Regions from separate parts of the Mus musculus genome. Here region 1 is linked to region 2. A link is a loop called in an ENCODE intact Hi-C map of the cell type or tissue named here. Cell type or tissue: heart. All regions are shown on one strand.

Region 1 (8,000 bases), 63 kb before region 2:
ATGCAAGTGAACTGTGTTATCCCATGTGGTTTGGGGCTGGGGGTAATCGGCATGAAATGAAAATGCAGAAACTATTGTAAGTTGTCAGGAAGAAAAATTAAGGTACTGTGAGAGAGACTAGGCCTCACCACAGGTCTAAAGAAGGGATCTTTAAGCTAAGGCCTGACACATGCTTGTTAAAATATGAAGGTATTCTTTTGGCAGAGAATATGCTAAAATTTGTAGGATTATCTACTCTCTTGCCATTTTATAGTCTGGCACACAGAATAAAAACATATTTAGAACATGTCCATTTGTACTGGCCAGTTTTGTGTGTCAACTTGACACAGGCTGAAGTTATCACAGAGAAAGGAGCTTCAGTTGGGGAAATGCCTCCATGAGATCAGGCTGTGGGGCATTTTCTCAATTAGTGATCAAGGGGAAAGGCCCCCTGTGGGTGGGACCATCTCTGGGCTGGTAGTCTTGGGTTCTATAAGAAAGCAAGCTGAGCAAGCCAGGGGAAGCATGCAGCCAGTAAGCAACATCCCTCCATGGCCTCTGCTCAGCTCCTGCTTTCTGACCTGCTTGAGTTCCAGTCCTGACTTCCTTGGTGATGAACAGCAATGTGGAAGTGTAAGGCGAATAAACCCTTTCCTCCCCAACTACTTCTTGGTCATGATGTTTGTGCAGGAATAGAAACCCTGACTAAGACACTGTTCCACTGGCAAATTCATCTATTAGGGGCTTATCAGAAAAGCAGATACCATCTCCAAAGCAGGACCCGAGGAAGACTTAAAAACAGACAATTTATACAGGGGTGATCAGGAGTTCAGCAGCTGCCGTGGAAAGTGCAGGAGGCTGAGAGTCATCCCTAGGTTCCAAACGACAAGATGGAGAAGACAGGGAAAACAGCAGCATTGCTTTTGAAAGGGCAGGGTGACTGACAGAGGGACTCAACATCAAGAGGTGACCCTCCTCCGGTTAGAGTCGGTGGATACATTATTAAATCATTTCCTTCTTCCCGCTGGAGATGGCATGTGGCTCAATCCAATCCAAAGGTGATATATTCCATGAAGGCTGCCCTCCCAGGTAGGGCTTATACTCAGAAGGGGTATCACGGAGATACAGAGACAATATCTCATGCAGACAATCTAAATAAAACATTTTCTGTACGGACAAAGCTCAGCGGAAGGGGGAAGAGATGAGGTATTAGCCTTGTGAAAAGATTGATCAATATTTGATGAGCTAGCATTTGAAATGTAAATGAAGAAAATATCTAATAAAAAATTGGAGAAGAAAAAAAGATTAAAAAAAAAGATTTGACTAGTTTTGAAACAATCTATAATGTGACAAGGTCCACCAGACTTGAACAACTGCTATGGAAAGACACCATCCTTTCAGCTCATCTAAGATTCTCTTACTTGGTCATTCATATTTCTCCCTCTATCAAAATATTATCTGAGTAGTGCACATGACAGCAGCATCATGGGAAATACAAAGGCCAAAAATACGGCACGACTGAAAGATGAGCTGCCAACTACCCAGGCATTTACGCATATTATGACAAGCCTGCCCTTCCTCGTGATGATTGTTCTGTTCTTGCTTATGGTGGCTGCCGTCCCTGCCCCAGCCCCCAGGCTGGAGATGTTGAAATGAAGAAAGGCAGAAACCGAGACGTGTTAGTAATACTAGCTGACATTTGCTCAGTGAGACTTCTACGACACAAGAAGACATGGCCATATTTACTATTCCCCCTTTCACCTTAGTTTCAGATTATCTAGAAAAAAAAAAGACAGCTCTAAAAATTAACAGGTCATAATTTGTTTTTTTCTTATTTGGGCTCTCGGTAAGTAGAGAGCCCAGAGGCCTAAGGGTCACCTGCAGGTCTAGGGATTTTGAGATTTTTTTTTTTAATCAGGAATTCCTTGGCTTTAGGAGGATCGATTGGGTGCTGAGAGGTCACTCTTTGGCCAGCAGGGCTTCTAAACAGTTTCGTTCATCATTAGGATGCACGTGCCCATGGCCTCTTTAGATATAAAACTCTCCACCGATATGAAGCTCTCTGTTGGATCTCAGTGCAATGCTGCAGAGTCAGCGGAGCTAGCCGCCCCTGCTCTCACTGCAGAGAGAGTCATAGATGCTGCTACTGATCGGCCAGGGTTGCGTAGTGGGGACGTTGCACAGGTACCAGAAGCCCAATCCTGCTTTCTTCCTAAAATGAGAACAGCTTTCATAAAAAAGTTAGGGAACAGCGTGGTAGGCATCTTACTGTCTTCAGACCATTCAAGAGAGTCCGTGTAAGGAATAGATTTTTCTCTTCTGCTGAGTTTTGTTTATGAAGTGGTCCACTGGTTACAATGAAACCCGTCTCATTTGAGTCGCTGTTCAAATTTCTCTTCATTTGCTTCTCAAAACCTTTTTAAGAGCCAGGACAAAGACCGGAAGCCATCTGATGAGATCCACTCTCCTCTGTGTCACAAATGCCCGTGCTCAGGAAATTACAACTCACACAGCATAAAAAAGAGCAATGGCGGCTGAGATTGAAGGACTAAAACTCCACAGCAGAGGAGTGGGAGGAGTAACTGCCTTGGGCATATAGAAAGCAGAATGAATAGGAGTTCGTGAGAGTTGAGGTATGAAAAGAGAGAAGCCGACTTTTAAATAATGCATTCTTCATAAATTCAGTAAGCAGAAGTTTTCACAACATCTCTTTGAGGTAGGGTCTCATGTAGCCCAGGTTGGGCTCAGAGTCTATGTTGCCAAGTACGTCCTTGAACTCCTGATCCTCCTGCCCCCATCTCCTTAATTCTATACTGGAAGTGTGAGACACCGTACCCACACAAGTTAGTAGGCTATCTTTAAGCCACTTAATATTCAAGTTCAAGATAAGCATGGGACAATGAGCATGGATGTCTGAAAATATTTTAATAACATTCTTAAAAGCAGATGTTTTATGGGAGTTTTCACATCATTCAGATATTAAAGATTTTTTTCTTAAAAATAATTTCAGTTTTCTAATATGAATAATGAATTAACATTCACATTAAACTTAGTTTTGTAGATAAAGCAGTTGAATTATTACAGTTCATGTCTAGTTTATGTCATACTTGTAAACTTCTGATCAAAAGAATCTTATGTTAGCAGGGCTAAAGTAATATTTATTGTTATGTACTAATTAAATTGTCAATGCATCATGAGAAAAAAATTCCCACATTGTTAAGAAAATATTGTGGGGAAGGAGGGATTATGGGAGGGGGTGACTGGAAGGAGGGCAGTGAGTGAGATGTAAAGTGAATAATTAAAAAATATTAAAAAATATCATGCCATTATAGGCTGTTCTTTCTTTCCCATTGTGATATATTTTCTGACTTTTCATTTCCACTGAGCTCTCTAGAAAAATAGAATCAATAACATGTATGAAGTTATGCAGTAAGTGATTACAATAAATTGACTCATACAGTTGTGGGAGTCAAGAAGTTTTGAAGCCAGTGGTACCGTTGTAGAGGCTTGAGAACAAGGAGAGCTAATGGTCTATGTCTCTGTTCAATTCTGAAATGACCAAAACCAGAAGCAGAGAAAGACAGATAACTCTGCTCAAGCCTCCTCGTTCTATCTTAGCCCTCGAGGGATTAAAAGATAGCCTCTCAAAAGGTGACAGTAAATACCTTTTATTCAGTCTAGAGATTCAAGTGCCAACCTCTTCTGGAAGCACCCACAGATAATCTTTAATTAGCTGTCTGGCATACCTTAGTCCAGTCACTTTGATTCATTAAATTAACATCATTGCCTGTACAAAACCCCAAAGTCCTTTAAGATCCCTCTGGAGTGTCACTACACAATGGTGCCTCATTCTGCATCAAATTCTACTTTCTGAAAAGCAACTCAGTTGTCTCATTGACTTAGGCACATTCAGTGTAGAAATGAAAAGCAGAAGCTTCAGGCAAAATATATATATCATGATTATTATCTTAGTATTGCACCTACAGTTCTGGACTTTTATTAGCCACCTGTGTTTATTGAATACAATGTTTAGTGTGGTCATATAATTTTTTGTTTATTTCCTATTCTTCATAAAGGACTAAGCATGGGAATACAAGGCATTCGGGACAAGGCAAAATAAGGATGGTAAGAGTGAAATGTTTACTGGGGCACTGAGACTGTTCATTTTGGTTTTATCAGCCTTTCTTTCTCTATGTGTTGTGGTGGAAAGTTTCCTGGATATAGTAGTCTGGACTGGCTTCTGTGGTATTTTAGAGTCTGTAGAACATCTATCCAGGCCTTTCGGGTGCCCAGAGTCTCCATTAGAAAGTCAAGTGTTATTCTAATAGATCTGCCCTTACATGTTACTTGCTCTTTGCCTTGTAGCTTTTAATAGTTTTCCTTGTCCTGTACAGTGTTTTGACTATTATTTACCATGAAGAATTTATTTTCTGGTCCAGTCTATTTGGTCTTCTTTATGCTTTTTGTACCTTGATAGGTGCCTTCTGCTTTAGGTTAGGGAAAATTTCTTTTATGCTTTTGTTAAAAATGTTACCTGTGCCTTTGACCTGGTTTTCTTATCCTTCCTTTATACCTATTTTTCTGAGATTCTGTCTTTTTCGAAGTGTTCCAGATTTCTTGGATGTTTTGTGTCAAGATATTTTTTTAGATTAACATTTTCTTTGATCAAGATGTCCATTTCTTCTACCTTTTCTTCAGTGCCTGAGACTCTATTTTTTTTGCATTCTGTTTGTGAAGCTTGTCTCTTATGTGTCTGTATCCCCAAAGTTCTCATTTCCAGTTTTAGATGCATTTGTCTTTCTTTATTGATTCTTTCTTCCCATTCATGTCTTGAACTCTTTTCTTCTTTTCATTGTGTTTTCATAGATGTCTTTAATGGATTTGTCCATTTCCTCTTTAAAAACCTATACCATACAAATAAAGCCTCCTTTGAAGTCCTTGTCTTGTGCTTCAGCCATATTGCATTGCTCAGAGCCTACTGTGATGAGGTTGCTTGCAAACATATTGTCATGCCTGTTATTGATTGTGTCTTTACTTTGGCATCTAGGCATCTGTGGGTGGCATGATTATTATTCACCAGAGAAGACAGTTTGGATATGGGTTTAAGCCAATAGAAAGTCTTTATTAGAGGGCTGGCAAATACACTGGGAGTTTGGGATCACAAGTGTAGCCACAAGGCTTCCTTGGAGTGATCTTTTAAGCATAGAAATCCTATACTTGGTTGACACACTTCAGCTAACAAGAACAGATAACCAGAAGCCAAAGAGCAGTGTCAGTACCCTCAGAGTCTTTCCTAGAACTCCAGACTTTGATGGATTATGCTGTTTACATTTGGCAGATGTTACTGTCTATGTGTTGAGGTTTATGGTTTGTATGGTACTTCTGCCATACAGTCAGTTGTGCTAATCTGGAGGCTTGTTACAATTACAATCATAGTTGTTGATATCTCGTCTTGTTTTTGTTGGGTGGGGGCATTCCATTCCTTGGTTGTTGTTGTCTTCTTTGATTTTTAGGAGACTGTGGTGGCTGTGGGTTGCCTTGTAGGGAATACTTCTGAGATCCTACCAGGTATGGCCACTGGGGCTGGGTAGAGTGTGTTTTTAGGTATTAAGAACCAAACAATTAGGAACAGGGATGAACTAGACAGGGGAGGAGGAGTTGAAAGTTTCCAGAAGCAGGAGGAAGGCAGTGCTACCAGAATCTGCTTAGTACATTGGGAGTGGTGGCAGAGAGTCAGGAGAGGCCATGGCATGTGGTCTGCTACAGATCTAGTGATGGGATTTGGGGATTGGATTTGGAGGAGTGGAGAGAGCCTGAAGATCTGAAAATGGCTTACCTACTTCCCAGACTGGCATCATCAGCAGATTCCCAGGGAATGGTGGGAGCTGGTAGCTGAGACAAAAAGAATGGGGTCATGAGGAAGGCTGTAAGAAATTATCTGTATGATCATCAAGAGATTGGGGCAGAGAAGGAGGAGAGGCCCCAGCAGGCAGTGTTTGACAGAAATGGAGATAAGACTGGGACATTGGATTATGAGGGAAGACGGGAGAGTGAAGAGTTCAACCTTACCTTTTAAAAAAAACTTAATTAATTTATTGTTATTATTATTATTATTAATTTTATTTTATTTTTTACTTATTCACTTTTTACATCCTGCTCACTGACACCTCCCAGTTGGCCATGTCATCTCACAATTCTTTCCTCCTCCCTCTTTCCCTGCTCCTCAAGGTGGGTTGGGGAGTCCCTGGGTATCCTCCCCGCACATCCTCTCCTACTGAAGCCAGACAAGGCAGCCCAGCTAGTAGAACATATCCCACAGACAGGCAACAGCTTTTGCGATAGTTCCTGCTCCAATTGTTTAGGACCCACATGAAGACCAAGCTGCACATCTGCTACATATGTGCTGGGAGACCTAGGTCCAGGCTTGTATGTTCTTTGGTTGGCGGTTCAGACTCCGAGAGTGCCAAGGGTCCAGGTCAGTTGATCTGTTGGTTTTCCTGTGGAGCTCCTATCCCCTTCTGGGACTGCAGTCCTTCCTCCTATTCTTCAGTAAGAATCTTCATGCTCCATCTACCGGTTGGCTAATGGGTGTCTGTATCTGTCTGAGACATCTGCTGCTCTATCTTACTTTTTGAGACAAGGTCTCTTGTTGATCCCGGAGTTCACCACTTTGTCAAGACTAACTGGAAAATAAGCCCCAGGGATGGGCCTGCTTCTGCATCTCCAGATCTGGAATTATAGGACGGTGTGGCAGCACGTTCTCTTCCTTCAAACCCAAGTCCCCAAGCTTGTACCGCAAGCATTTTACTGACTTAGATATCTCTACAGCTTCTTCTTATTTTTTTTTTCTTGACAAATTAAAATCATATATTTATGGGGTGAAAATCAATGCCACGACATATGCATAGTGTGTTTCAGGACTGACTTAAGGAAATTAACATATCCATTATCTCAAAGGCCTACTGTGTATTTCCCCTCTCTCTTTGTACTTTTTTGCCAATATTTCTCTACTCACTCTATTCCAGGCTTTTGGTAACCACAATTCTCCTCTTTACTTTTAATAGTCTGATTGCTTTAGCTTCTTCATTTTGTTCAGAGTCTACAGTTTTTTTCTCTCACTGGCTTATTTCAACTTAAAATAATACCTTTCTGTTTCCTATAATTCTTGCAAATTATAGAATATTTTCTTTATTCTTAGAGCTGAATAGTATTCCAGTGTGTGTGTGTGTGTGTGTGTGTGTGTGTGTGTGTGTGTGTGTGTGTGTGTGTATTGGGTACCTAGACTAGTTCTGTAACCTATATTTGACTCAGTTCCAAATCAAAAGATATTGGTCAGACAGAGAACCTATCAATTAAGTGATGAATGAAGCTAAAGCCACAGACAAAGTGGCAATCACAAACTCCAAATGTTAGAAATTTTCTGCATGTAAGCTTAGGACATCCTGGTTGGATATATGATTTTATAAATGAAAGATGAACAATCGGGGGAGATGGTTGGGTAATGGGTCTGAAGGCAGTTTCCCCAGAGAGAGAAGAAAAGGGCTAGTTGACGATGTTTCCTCTATCTTTCTTTTTTTAAAAATTTCTTTATAAAAATTTTAAAAATTTCTTGTCAAGTATGGGTTTTTATTTTATTATTTTATTTTTTTATTAGGTATTTTCTTTATTTACATTTCAAATTTTATCCCCTTTCCTGGTTTTCCCTCCAAAACCCCACTTCCCCTATGCCCTCCCCACTCCCCCTGCTCCCCAACACACCCACTCTTGCTTCCTGGCCCTGGCATTCCCCTACACTGGGGCATAGAGCCTTCACAAGACCAAGGGCCTCTCCTCCCATTGATGACTGACTAGGACATCCTCCGCTGTACTACAGAGCAATTGTGATAAAAACTGCATGAAATTGGTACATTGACAGACAGGTAAATCAATGGAATAGAATTGAAGACCCAGAAGTGAACCCACACACCTATGATCACTTGATCTTTGACAAAGGAGCTAAAACCATCCAGTGGAAAAAAAGA
Region 2 (8,000 bases):
AAATAATGATTACTACTTGCCTTCGGGGCTCTTGTAAAGACTAATAGAATGAAAAATTGGAAAGTCTATTTTGTTTAATATATCATTTGAGGAGCACAGCCATAAATTCTTTAAGAAAACGGTAGCTAATTTTTCCAGTGGGGTGTGTGTGTGTGTGTGTGTGTGTGTGTGTGTGTGTTTAGGTGCATCTATAGGCAGAGGCATATGTGTGTGGATGTCAGGGGACAACCCTGGCTTTTGTTCTGTGGGAGTATCCCACCTTGTTTTTTGGAGACAGGATCGCTTATTGGTTTAGAGCTTGTCATTTAGTTAGACCTGCTGGCCAGTGATCTCCAGGAATCAATCCTTTATGTAGGTTCTAGGCAATAGATTCATGTCCTCATGTTTGCATTGCATGAACATTACTTACTGAACTATCTCCCTTGCCAATCAGTTGCTAAGTTGCCATGTGTCTGATGAGCCATGTCCTTACTTCCTTCATAACTAGCCCATTTTGGTTTTTACCCTTTGTATCTCAGAATATCATCAAGATTATTATATAACTTTTAAATATATTTGTTTGTTTATGTCTATGTGTGTTTTACAGGTGTATATGTCTTTGTATTATGTTCATGCCTAGTGCCCATAGTGACCAGAAGAGGGTGTTGAATCTGCTGGAACTTGAGTTACAAATGATTGTGAGCCCTTATGTGGTTGCTGGGACTCAAACCTGAGTCTCCTAGAAGTCAGATCAGGGTTCTTAACCACTGAGCCATTCCTCTAGCCCACAAATTTTATTCCTGACACCCCTGATCAACTTTATTTTCGATATTTGAATTTCCTAAAAGAAAGCTTTATTTGTTTTATGTCTTTATACTTCAAAATACATTGGGGTTTCTGTAAATATGAATTCGCTATTTTGTATCTTTATATCATCAGAGTCCTGCTCAACATTTGCCCAGGAGGCAAAGGGACAGATGTATAAAACTCTGGTATGAATTACGCAGTCTGTCTCCAGAAGCTTCTGCAATTGGATATTAATAATACATTATGCCACTCCAAACTTTCAGGACTTCAATACATAAACAATTGAGAATCAACAGGATAGGTTTGCTTCTGTTACTTAATCCTGGATTAAGAGACAAGGCTTAGATATGGGGCAACTGCCTGTTTCAGCATTCTTTGTGCTTCTAGAAAACCCAGTTTTGTTTTTTGACCTTTTTTTTAAAACTCATGATATTGCATATGATTTGCAATGATGCAAATCATTGGTACACACCCTCTCAGTTTCTAATTTTTAATTCATGTTTGGTACTTAACTATCAGAGGTATTCATTACTTGAATTCTTTTCATATTAAATAGTTGGCAAATAACTTTCTTGTAGAAGTGTTCTGACTTCAATTTGTCTATTTCACAATTTTACAGATTTTCTTAAATTCTAATTTTTTTGTTATTTCTTTTTTTAAAATTAGGTATTTTCTTCATTTACATTTCAAGTCCCCCATACCCTCCCCCTCCACTCCCCTACCCACCCACTCCAACTTCTTGGCCTTGGCATTCCCCTGTACTGAGGCATATAAAGTTTGCAAGACCAATGGGCCTCTCTTTCCACTGATGGCCAACTAAGTCATCTTTTGATACATATGCAGCTAGAGACACGAGCTCCGGGGTACTGGTTAGTTCATATTGTTGTTCCACCTATAGGGTTGCAGATCCCTTTAGCTCCTTGGGTACTTTCTCTAACTCCTCCATTGGGGGCCCTGCGATCCATCCAATAGCTGACTGTGAGCATCCACTTCTGTGTTTGCTAGGCCCCGGCATAGTCTCACAAGAGACAGTTATATCAGGGTCCTTTCAGCAAAATCTTGCTAGTGTATGCAATGGTGTCAGTGTTTGGAGGCTGATTATAAGCTAAATTCTCACATATACTTCCCTTTGTTTGATGGGACTTTATTTTGTAAAGTTGACATGTTTGCATATTCTTCAAACATTTTAAATACTTCTATAGCTACATTTAATAATAACAATCTCTATTATTTATCGAAAATGTGGACCAGGTGCTGCTCTATTAGTCTTAACCACTTTGTAGTAATTGCATACCATATTAGGAAACTCATACCCAAAGAGGTTAAATCATTTGCTTGTTACTGGCCTAGTATGGTTGTGAACTTTGATGAAGCTCTATGATTTACCTCTAAGGCATGTATTATCAAACTAGACCATAATCACTGTAAACAGAATTATAAAACCCTTTTAAAATTTGGTAGTAGATTGTCCTTCTATTTTACATTTGTCCTTCTATCTTACATTGGGTTTACTTTTAGATTTTCTTCAGAGACTTGAAGTTCTTGTCATACAGATCTTTCACTTGCTTAGTTAGTCACACCAAGGTATTTTATATTGTTTGTGAAAGGTGTTGTTTCCCTAATTTCTTTTTCAGCCTTTTTATCCTTTGAGTAGAGGAAGGCCACTGATTTGTTTGAATTAATTTTATATCCGGCTACTTTGCTCAAGTTTAGGAGTTCTCTGGTGGAGTTTTTGGGATCACTTAAAAATACTATCATATCATCTGTAAATAGTGATATTTTGACTTCTTCCTTTCCAATTTGTATCCATTTGACCTCCTTTTGCTGTCTAATTGCTCTGGCTAGGACTTCAAGTACTAAATTGGATAAGTAGGGAGAGAGTGGGCAGCATTGTCTAGTCTCTAATTTTAGTGGGATTGCTTCAAGTTTCTCTCTATTTAGTTTGATGTTGGCTACTGGTTTGCTGTATATTGTTTTTACTATGTTTATGTATGGGTCTTTTTTTTTCCATTTTTTATTAGGTATTTAACTCATTTACATTTCCAATGCTATACCAAAAGTCCCCCATATCCACCCACCCCCACTCCCCTGCCCACCCACTCCCCCTTTTTGGCCCTGGTATTCCCCTGTACTGGGGCATATAAAGTTTGCAAGTCCAATGGGCCTCTCTTTCCAGTGATGGCCGACTAGGCCATCTTTTGATATATATGCAGCTAGAGTCAAGAGCTCCGGGGTACTGGTTAGCTCATAATGTTGTTCCACCTATAGGGTTGCAGATCCCTTTAGCTCCTTGGTTATGTATGGGTCTTGAATTGATCTTTCCAAGACTTTTATCATGAAGGAGTGTTGGATTTTGTCAAATGCTTTTCTATTATTGTGTTTCATGAAAACTTCTGTTGGGATTTGTTTTAGCTCTGCATCATCATAACAAAAAATACTGTAATATAATTAGCTAATAAATAAAAAGTTTCATTTTGTTCTTGGATCTGGAGTTTCTGGTTTAAGAATAATGACTCAATCATTTTGGAACCCTGGGGACCACAATATATCTGTTACAGAACAGACCAATCCCACTGTAGAACAGGAAACAAACAAGAAAAACTGACTAGGGTCCACTGATCTAATGATCCTCCATAAATCCTCACTTCCTGATAGTCTAAAACATTTTGCAATCCTTTAATACACAGTCCTTTGGTGGAACATCCCATATATAAATGATAGCAGATTCTAGTGAGCCTTGCTTTGAAAATTTAGATTATTTAAAAAAAATCAGTATTACTCACAGAGTATATTTAGTCTTTTCTAAATTCACATGTTCAAATTTACCTATATTTTTGAGGTAGATTTCAGGAGGTGATCATGTTAAAGCAAAGTCGTTTATATACCTTTTAAATTCACCCAAATGACTTTTCTTTAATATGATTTTCTTCTGAAATCTCTACATACACATATATTCACATATGCATAGATATATGTATATATATATGTATAGATAAACATACATATATTCATATGTACATATATACACATATACATATATGTATCCATATATACATATATACATATATGTGTATACATACACACACATATATATATATATTTATATATATATCAAACACACACACACACACACACACACACACACACGTAGTAGTTGGAACCACAAAGTCTATCGTTAAAAAAATCCATAATAGAAAACCCAGATGGAAACTTCAGAAAAAAATATTAAAAATCAAACATACACATTTTATTATACATTGAATATGCTTATTGAATAATCTAGTATTTACTCTTTAGGGAATTTACAGTGACTAAAGTGAATTAGAAATAAGATTAACTATGATTTTTTCAGCTTTTTTGATTCAGTTGTTACTGGTGGAAGTATTTTTAGAATTCATTTGAGCATAATAAAGTTCTGCTGTTATTGGACCATCAGACGCAATTGGCACAGCAGGACATTTCAACAGTTGCTTAGAGTTAACAGTCACTGTAGGACCTTTGTGATCAGCTAAGGTTATTTTTAAACCTAACTCTAGATAACCCAGAGAAGCTTTTCTCTGTATTACACAGTCATCTTGGTGGCAGTGCCATGGTGGTGGCGGCGCGTTGGCTCCTGGCACTACCCTCTGCTGTATTTGCTATGGACAACATTTATCACTAAGACACTGAAAACAGAGTCAAAGGAGGAGGCGTGCTACTTTAATTAGGAAGTTCACACCTCATTTATTTAGGAATTCTCTGTTGCATGGGATATTTTTCTTGTTTTTTTGAGGAAAACATTTAGCATTAATGGAGTTTTGATATAATTAATCACTTCTATTCTGTAGTATCCCTCTATCAAGCAAATTCCTTGTGTTTCAGTTTCTTGGATACTACTAGAAGAACTCTGTATCCATTGAAGTCAACGACAAAACAGAAACACGCTAAATAATGTGATTAAAGTTGTTAAAAGCCAAAATAAACACTTATAATTATCTCAAGGAAAAACGGTGTTAGGCAAGCGTGGTCTCTATAAAGGGGGACTCAGTGTGCGTCTTTTAGACCCTGCTGCACAATAGATCATAGTTTAAAGTCTGTTAACAGACCCCTGATGGCTGGGCTAGGTAGCTTGTGGTTTTCTTCTGAGCCTATTGGCACAAGATGAATTTATGTGTGAGGTGCAAATTGGAAGTTGCCTTCTCTTGGTGCCCTTGGCAGAACAGAAATCATACTGTAGGGCTAACAGCAGGAAGTACATTGCTTTGAAATTACCCAGCAGGGTGTCTACTTGCTGCTCTCGCTGCCTGTGAGACAAGGGTCTTATACTGTCTGGCCATGATTAAAATCAAAGTGTAGGCTGCTTTGTTGGGTGCCAGTAAACTTAGGTGAAAACCAGAAACAATCTGGAGTTTTAATTATTTTAAAATGCAATGTTGGCAAGAAAGAAAGATGAAAGCATTTTTGACTAATCTGTCCCAATTATTCCATATTAATGAATGTGCAAAAAAAAGGCAGAGAGAGAGAGAGAGAGAGAGAGAGAGAGAGAGAGAGAGAGAGAGAGAGAGTTTTAAACAAGAGGCTTTGCAACATACCTTATGCCATAAAATATATCTATGTGAGGACACCATTCAAAAATTCTCAGAGAATTTATATATGAAGTAAGTGTGGGATAGAATTTCTTGGCTAATTACCGAATTAAAGTAGCCCATTTTAAGTAGAATATTTCATGCCCTAATCAAAACATGGTTAATTTGTGCAGGCTGGACAGAGTTAGAGATGCTGGAATTCTCAGCTTCTGGATGCTTTCTCTTCAACGTTGCTTTCTATGAGGGGTCTTACAACCCAAGTCACAGGCTTAGACATTGCCACTTCTAATAACCTTCTGTGCTGATGTGTAAGATTATTGGAAAATATGCAACTAAACCACCCATAAATGCTGAGGATTCATACATAAGTAACAAGATTTATTGAATATCTTCTATGCAGTAGGGAAGGACTGGGTAGGTGCAGGGAAGCAGACATAAGGGAAGACATAAAATTAAATAATCATTTACATGTTAGCCTGGAAACTAAAAAAATAGCCAATTATGAGATGTCCAGTGTGTCATACAATAATCTTAGTTATTACCTAACTTAGCAGCTGATATTTATCATACAGAGGTGTGGGCATTCTATGTTTTCTCTTTTTATCATAATTGGCTCGAACTTATTTTTTAAAGTCCCAACAGGAGGAAAAATAATCTACCACTCTGATCAGTGTGTAACATACAATGTGTATCACTTTGTAACATTAGCAATGTCTTTTAAAATGGGATATGTAGGGATGTACTTTCCAATGAAAACTTACTGGTGTACAGTTTCTTTCAATAACTCAATTTACCCAGCCATAAACATGTGCGTAGTTCCTCTAGAAACCTTGGTAAATCCCGTATTTCAAATGCCAATGATGGACATTGCTCTTGAGTTATCAGGTCTATTCAGGCAATGGGGAAATCACATGTGTATCTTCTTTCACTTGAAATTCAGGATAATATTAAACAGAATAATATTAGAGAGCTGTTACAAATATCTTTTCTGAACCTAGCAGCTATGACTTTGCTTTGTTTCTTGTTCCTGTATCTTTGTTGTGTTTATATTCCTTTATCTTAGTTTGTTTTATTTAATAGACATGCAAATGGAGGATTCAAACTGCCCCTGGTTTTAAGAAGTTAATATGAAACTCGGCTGCTTAGCATTTAAATTCGTTTATGAAAATTAAACCCCATGGGTGGAAATATATTCTTCTCAATATGAGCTATTATTTGAAGATTTTTTTTCCTCTCAGGCTTTCATTCTAATCAGGCTTTAATATTGTTCTCAAACTAACCATTAATTTAATAAGCATAGTAATTTTATTCGGGAAAAATTTCCGTGACATTTGCTGAAGCAAATGTACACATTCGGTACTCTATCCCAGCAGCCCCAGGAACTGCTGTGCTGAAGTCCCTCCCTCTAAACTTTACAAGCATCAGTTCATGCTCTTCCTGGGTCGCTGTGACACCCTAATGCTCTACCCCTTCTACAGGTGTCATGGTGATGCTCCCAAGTTGCTCGCCTTGTTTTGTAAACAAAGTTAATATCAACTTTTAATTGACGAATAGATGCTGATGGCCGAGGCATTACGCTTATAAAATATTTTATGATCATTAAAAGAATGCTTGGCAAATATACCAGAGTACATCTGTATGTTTTTGATGTGACTACTACAAAGCACTTTGATTTTACAGTTAAAATTGGAATGCCAATTGGAATAGGATAAGAGAGCATGCATGTCATTTTTGTTTTTTATTTTAATTAGTATTTAATGCATTTATTATCAAATTTCAGTATTTGCTCCAGTGGTTGTTTTTCTTTTTGTTTTTTTTTTTTTAAACAACTTGCCCATGATTTAAAAAAACAAAACTCACAAACCCCAATTACTATTTGCATTTACAGGTAGAAACTGAAATTCAATTAGTGTCAAAGTGAGGGTCAGTATGGAATTTTTCAATATTATTTCCAGATTAAGGAAGGTTTAAAAATTTCACATTCTCTTTATCTTTTTCTGATCTTTACATGTCTATATATGAAAGAGGGTAATAAACTTTAACCATGGAGGCTGTAAAATGGATTTCAGAAAGAAAATAATTAGCAACATATGGCGTATTTTCACACATATCATTGAATCTTCCTTCCAGTTTCTTAGGGTAAGTAAAGTGGTTTTGAGTCCGTGTCTCTTTTGTTTTGCCACTGTGCATTCTTTTCTTGAGACTTCATTCACTACCATGTATTAAATTATAATCTCTCTCCATGCTTGTAATATACCTATGCCCCTTATGTCTCTGACAACCTCTGAAAAATCTATCTTTGTATGTTGTACATGGATATAAAACGCCATGGAAGCTTATCAGTTTTTCCTGTCACATTTTGTCTTCCAATATGCCTTCATCTTAATCAATGTCCTATCATCTATATGTTTTCTCAAGCCAGAGACCTGGGAGTTATCTCAGACTCCTCTTTCTGTTTATCTCCCCCACCTAATCAATCATGATAATTACATTGCCCCACTGCCTATGAGTCTCTCCCTGTTTCATTCAGACCTTATCATTTCTCACCTGGGTCATTATTATTGGTTTTATTGATTTTTCTTTTTGTCTTTTTAATTTGGTTGTATTGAGTATATATAGTGATAGGATTCAAAAAGACATCTTCATATA

The links. Peaks named below come from ENCODE experiments on the same cell type or tissue, not always from the same donor. Only the 100,000 strongest peaks of a DNase experiment are listed, where the experiment ranks them.
Region 1: a loop joins it to region 2, with 2.6 times the contacts of the local background. A loop is called at or near these places in 2 of 42 quality-filtered maps.

The regions. Positions count from the first base shown.
Region 1 is chr8:57,194,034-57,202,033 of GRCm38, reverse strand. No RefSeq gene overlaps it. Among named protein-coding and RNA genes, the nearest start is that of Hand2os1, 120 kb to the left of the region's middle. In heart, no CTCF peak of the experiment used is centred here; no DNase peak of the experiment used is centred here.
Region 2 is chr8:57,131,246-57,139,245 of GRCm38, reverse strand. No RefSeq gene overlaps it. Among named protein-coding and RNA genes, the nearest start is that of Hand2os1, 190 kb to the left of the region's middle. In heart, no CTCF peak of the experiment used is centred here; a DNase peak (open chromatin) is centred at 4,345.